Linked DNA regions of Homo sapiens: region 2 is linked to region 1. Evidence: chromatin loops called from intact Hi-C (ENCODE). Cell type or tissue: GM12878. All regions are shown on one strand. Each heading gives the region's core, and the rest is flanking DNA. Links, peaks and the distances in the headings are about the cores only.

Evidence for each region. Hi-C counts contacts between places; a loop is a spot of excess contacts. Peaks named below come from ENCODE experiments on the same cell type or tissue, not always from the same donor. Only the 100,000 strongest peaks of a DNase experiment are listed, where the experiment ranks them.
Region 2: a loop joins it to region 1, with 3.0 times the contacts of the local background. A loop is called at or near these places in 2 of 110 quality-filtered maps.

The regions. Positions count from the first base shown.
Region 1 is chr1:113,205,847-113,208,765 of GRCh38, forward strand. It overlaps LOC643441 (a long non-coding RNA gene), which reads right to left and starts at 407. Exons shown (of 3, transcript NR_038846.1): 1 at 216-407. In GM12878, for the core only: no CTCF peak of the experiment used is centred there; no DNase peak of the experiment used is centred there.
Region 2 is chr1:113,256,066-113,258,984 of GRCh38, forward strand. No RefSeq gene overlaps it. Among named protein-coding and RNA genes, the nearest start is that of MAGI3, 130 kb to the right of the region's middle. In GM12878, for the core only: no CTCF peak of the experiment used is centred there; no DNase peak of the experiment used is centred there.

The sequences.
Region 1 (2,919 bases), core at 202-2,701:
CCTTTATATGCACTGCAAAACCAAAAAAAAAATGTGTGTGACTGGCTTTATTGTGATATTTGTTTTATTTCAGTGGCTGAAACTCAACCAACAATATTCCCAAGGTATGCCTGTTCAGTCACATTCTGAGGTACTGGGGTTTAGGACTTCAATATATGAATTTGGAGACACAATTCAGCCATAACAACACAATATAAATATTTTTCTGGACTTACCTGGGACTTCCCATGATGGGCATTTAGCACACAGTAGGAAATAGCTTTGTTGACCATTTTTCCACTACATCATCATGGCGAGAGGCAGCAGGAGAGACCTGACAGCACTCTGAGCTTGCTCTCTGCTGCTGTGGGGCCAGGATCTTCTGCGGCTATGGGCCTCCAGTCCCACTCAGCAAATAAATGAGCCATATTCCCTTTGGGTTTGAAATGCTTTTTTGTAGGAAAGGAATAATCAAATACTTAACAGCTACTAACTGTTAAGTATTAACAGGGAGAAACAGGTGTGCATGGGCTGTGGGCATTTGTCTCTGTTTACATTTGTAAGTGTCTTCTGGAACAGCCCATCCAGGCCCTTTAAGGAGCTTTCACCAGCTAAAGGAAAAACTACCAACAGGGAGGCCAGGTCACTTTTCTTCCAAATTCTTCCCAAAGTATTTACTTTCATCTGCTGGGAAAAGACCTCAACAAACATTTATCAAGGACCTCTTTTGTGCCTGAGGCTGTGCTGGGTCTGGAAGGAATGTACTGCTTCACTGGGCCTGTTTAGTAAATACAGACATTGCTCAACCAACAAGGAGGAGAGAGAGTCCGTGGGTTCAGGAGCTGGGAATTCACTTGTGCCAGCAGAATGTAGGAGGGCCCTGGTCAGGAAGATAGGTTATTTGGTGCTGCTATGTTATTTTTTATTTTGCCTCTTTACGGATGTAAGGAAGAGACATGCCCACGTTACCTGCGAGCCATCTCTCAGTGGCACAGAATCCCATCCTCTCAACATTGCTGCGTCCCAGTGCTTCCAAGGTGGTGGGGGTGAGGAGAGGGTTCAGTGCTTTTCATGGAATCTGGATTTCAACTTAAGGCCAATAGATTTACCCTCTTTCTGAATGTCTAGAATTTATCCTAGCAGAGGATCTAGCTGTGTCAATTTACCCTTCTCCAAAACGGAGCTCTGCTATCTGCCAGAAGCAAAGGACATTTGTCGTTTTTGCCTGCCCAGCTTACCTCCCACTTCTCTTGGAAATAAAACCACACTTTCCTTCCTGGAACCCATTCTATGTGGTTCAGGTGGGGCTGACCTCACCTCCCCCAATGCAGGGAAGGTGCCCTGTCCTTAGTCTAGCCAATAGGAGTAGCTCTCTAGCCCTTGTCACAGTGATTGGCACAGAGCTGGGCATATGACTCAAGCACAGCCAAACAGAGTCTGCTTCAGGCATTGATGTGGCAGCCACAGGAGAGCAGTTCCGCCCTCCTCTTGGATAACATGCTCTAAGGATGGCTTGGAACTGCTTGCAGCCATCTTCTCCAGTGGTACAGGGGCACAGAGGACACTTTCATCATCTGGAGAAAATGAAGCCAATGTACAAAGAGAAATCGCAGAGAGATGGAAAGCTAAAGGCAACCTTAAAGACAATCTTTGAGCCTCTGGATCCATCTCTTCTCAGGAGCTAATACATTTCCTATGTTGCTTATACTCCTTTGAGCTGGGTTTCTGTCACTGGGATTGGAAAACTGACTGTTGCAGCAACAGGGTTTTGTACTGAGCCTCCTCAGAGACAGTCAGCATTTCTCATGCTTGGCCCATGGTGTTTACCCTTGGCTGGAGCCCTGATTCTCATTAAACTAATTACGGGCAGAGTATGAGGACTACATTCACTCAGAGATCAGGGCACAAAGCATTGCAATTTTATGCAGAGATTACTGCTGAGGACCACTCCCCTTGGAAGTAAGCTGTGGACTAGAGAGTCATTTCACACTTAAACCCTTCCCTCTATGTCTTTGGCCTTTAAACTCTGGTTTCTATTCTTTACTTTCTGAGTGTGTATTTTCAAATCACCCCTTGGGGAGGGGTCTCAGGAACATCCCAGGCTCCATATCAAATGCAGGAAGGTATTTACCATGCATGACAGGTTTCCTATAGTTCTTTGGACTGCAGAGGAGTACTGCGCTGCACGCATGAGCATGGGTGGTGGGGTCAGATGGAATGAAGATCTTTGGCTTTGAGGCAGTGTAACCTGTCTGCCTTCCTCTGTCATTGTGAGTTCCTCAATTCACGTTACTGTCAACCTCTCCCCATGTCTCCAAATTACCCTGTGGCCCACTGGCCATTTTATATGCACGTCATTCTAGCCTCAGAACATGCCATTTCCCTTCCGCTAATGTCTTATTGCCTGTATGAATCTAAACTTGAGGGAGTCTACTGGATTATCTTGCCCACGACCATAGCAGTTTTGTTTGTTTGTTTGTTTGTTTTGAGACAGAGTCTCACACTGTTGCCTGGGCTGGTGTGCAATGACACAATCTCGGCTCACTACAACCTCTGCCTCCCGGGTTCAAGCGATTCTTCTGCCTCAGCCTCCGTAGCTGGGATTACAGGTGCCTGCCACCACGCCTGGCTAATTTTTTGCATTTTTAGTAGAGATGGGGTTTCACTATATTGGCCAGGCTGGTCTCAAACTCCTGAACTTGTGATCTGCCTGCCTCAGCCTACCAAAGTGCTGGGATTACACGCGTGAGCCACCACGCCCGGCCAACCATAGCAGTTTACATGTGGGTTTGGTTTGGGACTGAGAGTCAAGATCCACTGAGGGGCGTGGCCTCTCTTCCAGTATTTACTTTTGTTTGCAAATGAGTACATATTCCGACTCCGACTCCGAAGTCTTATAAAGCTTTTCTAACTCAATTTTCAGAGGTAACAATAGACTCA
Region 2 (2,919 bases), core at 202-2,701, 50 kb after region 1:
AAGAAGAGGGAAGAATGCCTAAGTGAATGACAATCGTAGAAACAGCCAATTAACTGGTAAATCCCTGTGGTCTGCAAGCTGAACCAGGAACGAGTGCGGGAGGAGGAAAAGCAGCTGCAGCCCAATTAAACTCAGTAGCTCAGATACCTCCGGAGGATTCTTACTTGTGGTTTACCTAAACAGACCTGCTTTCTCAGAGATCTTAGGAGACCGCTATACAGAAGCACAGACTCTGATGATTTCCTTCTTTATTATTGTGGGCAACTGAGCTAAAATATGCATATAAGCAAATTAAGAAGATGGGAGGGTCACCAGCCTCAGAAAACATACTTTTCTTGGCCTCTGGGTAGAAGACAGAGGGAGACTGCTGGATCCTGCAATAAACCAGACTAAAGCAACCGTATACACGCACAGTCCAACAGCTGGAGGAAATAATTTCAGAACTGGCATCCACTTAGCAAGTCTTTGAGAATCCAACTGATCCTTCAATTAATGAGTTCAGAGAATCCAGAATACCCTGTTTTGAAATGGGCTGTCACAGAAAGATGATGTTATGCAACCCTAGGGGTTGGGCATCCTGGTCAGGCCCATGAAATATTCTCTTTGCCTGTTTTTTCATGTTTCCTTTTTCCCATATTTCTTCCATATGGACAGAATTTTCCAACTTCAATTCCTGACCAAAATACAGACTTCATCTTCATTCAATAAATCCCTATGAAGAGCTTGACTCATCCCTAGAGCACTGCTCAACTAGGGAAGATTCTCTCAGTCTGGTCCTGGACTATCTGAGTCCAGGGCTGAATTAAGCCACCTGGGCTGCTTGCTTAAAAGACCCGCAACCTAGAATTAAAATCTCCTTGGTACCCAAAACACTTGTGCTAATCTTTTTTTTTTTTTTTTTTTTTTGAGATAGAGTCTCACTCTGTCACCCAAGCTGGCGGGTAGTGATGTGATCACAACTCACTGCATCCTCGACCTCCCCGGGCTCAGGTGATTCTCCCACCTCAGCCGCCTGAGTAGCTGGGACTACAGGTGCACACCAGCACGCCCAACTAATTTTCTGTATTTTATGTAGAGATGGGGTTTCACTATGTTGCCAAGGCTGGTCTCGAACTCCTGGGCTCAAGCGATCTGCCTGCCTTGGCCTCCCAAAGTGCTGGGATTACAGGCATGAGCCACTGTGCCTGGAATTGTACCAATTTTTTAAAATGTTAAAAAAAAGTTTTTTACTATTTATCATGAACATGTTTAAACATTAGAGAGAATAGTATATTATCTATTAGAGAGAATAGTATAAAGAATCTCATGCACCCATCATTCAGCTTCCATAACTATCAACATCCCGTTATTCTTGTTTCAATTCTACCCAGCTGTACCACTTTTTTGGAGGCGAAAGTACTGGAGTACTTTAAAATGAATTCCAGACTCTTATCCTCTTATCCTTTCATCCATTAGTTCTTCAGTGCATTTCTGTAGCAGATAAAGACTTTTTTTTTAACATAATCACAATGCCAGCATCATACCCAACATTAACTATAATTTCTTAATATTAATTATCAAATTCTCAGTCTGTTATCAGTTTTCCACAGTAGCCTCAAGATGTCTTTTTGCATTTGGTTTATTCACATCAGGATTCAAAATGATCCATACATTGTGTTTGGTCGGGATGCCTCTTTTAATTTATAATAGCTACCTCCATTATTTTAGTGTCATTTATTTGTTGAGGAAACTGTATCATTCCTCCTGCAGAATTTCCCACTTTCTGGATTTGACTGATTATATCTTCGCAGTGCTGTTTTTAACATGTTTCCATATCTCTCTCATTTCCTGTAAGCTGGTGGTTAGAAGTTTGATTAGATTCAATTTTTTTTTTTTTGCAAGAATATTCCACAGGTGGGGGAACATTATGCCTGGCTGTTTCACTTTTAGTTAAGGTTGATCAGTGGGTTCAAGTGTGGTCAGCCTGATCCATCCACTATAAAGTTCTCCATTAACATTTTATTTAATGGCTCCGGCAGGCAATTTGATCACCGCCTGGTTCTATTTCAGTGATTTTCTAGTTCTGTCTTTCCTCCTGCATTTATTAGCTATGATTCTTCTAGAGAGAAGACATTTTCTTTATAAAATATTTGGTTACCAAGAAATTCAGTCTGTACAGGAAAGACAAGATAAAAGCTTTATTCTTTCCTTTTATTTATCATTTTCATATTTATCCGAATGATTGATGCCCTAGTATTTCCCAAAGATGACTGATGAAGTTTTCTTTCTTATAGAGGAGGGACGTTATGAGCTCATAGATTTTAACATACTTGATGTGTTTCAATCTATTGCAGTCATTACTTTTTTTCATGTTCAAACTGTCCCTCCTTGGCCAATGGGGACCACTTCAAGTTGGCTTCTCTGTTTGTCTTCTTGACATGAACTCGTAATCTCCATGATTTTCTCGCTTTCAGTTATGGCAAGATGTTCCAGGCTCATCTATTGCAGATCCGTAAGTAGCCATTTCTCCAAGGAACCCTGATTCTGTTTAGTGGGTAATGGTCCTTAGAGATTATAATCTGGGCTCTAGGGGTGCCCATTGCTCATCAATCTTGGCCATTTTCTTTGGCTAGAGCTAGGAAATATGCACTATTTTAAAAGAGAAAAAGTAAATTATGAATTTATACTTATATTTCCAATTCAAATAAAGATTATATTTTTATATACTTCGGTTTTATATTTTTATTCCTTTTCTCTTATGCTGAAAAGCTTGGCTCCTAATGATATTAACATAGTTATGTATTTTCTCTCTTTCTCTTTCTCCAAATTGGTACAAAATACCAATATTGCAACTAGCATAATAATACTGAAGGCAATAAAAATTTCTTTGTGTGTATATTTGTCCTCAAAATATATGTGTGTATATTTGTTTCAAAATCA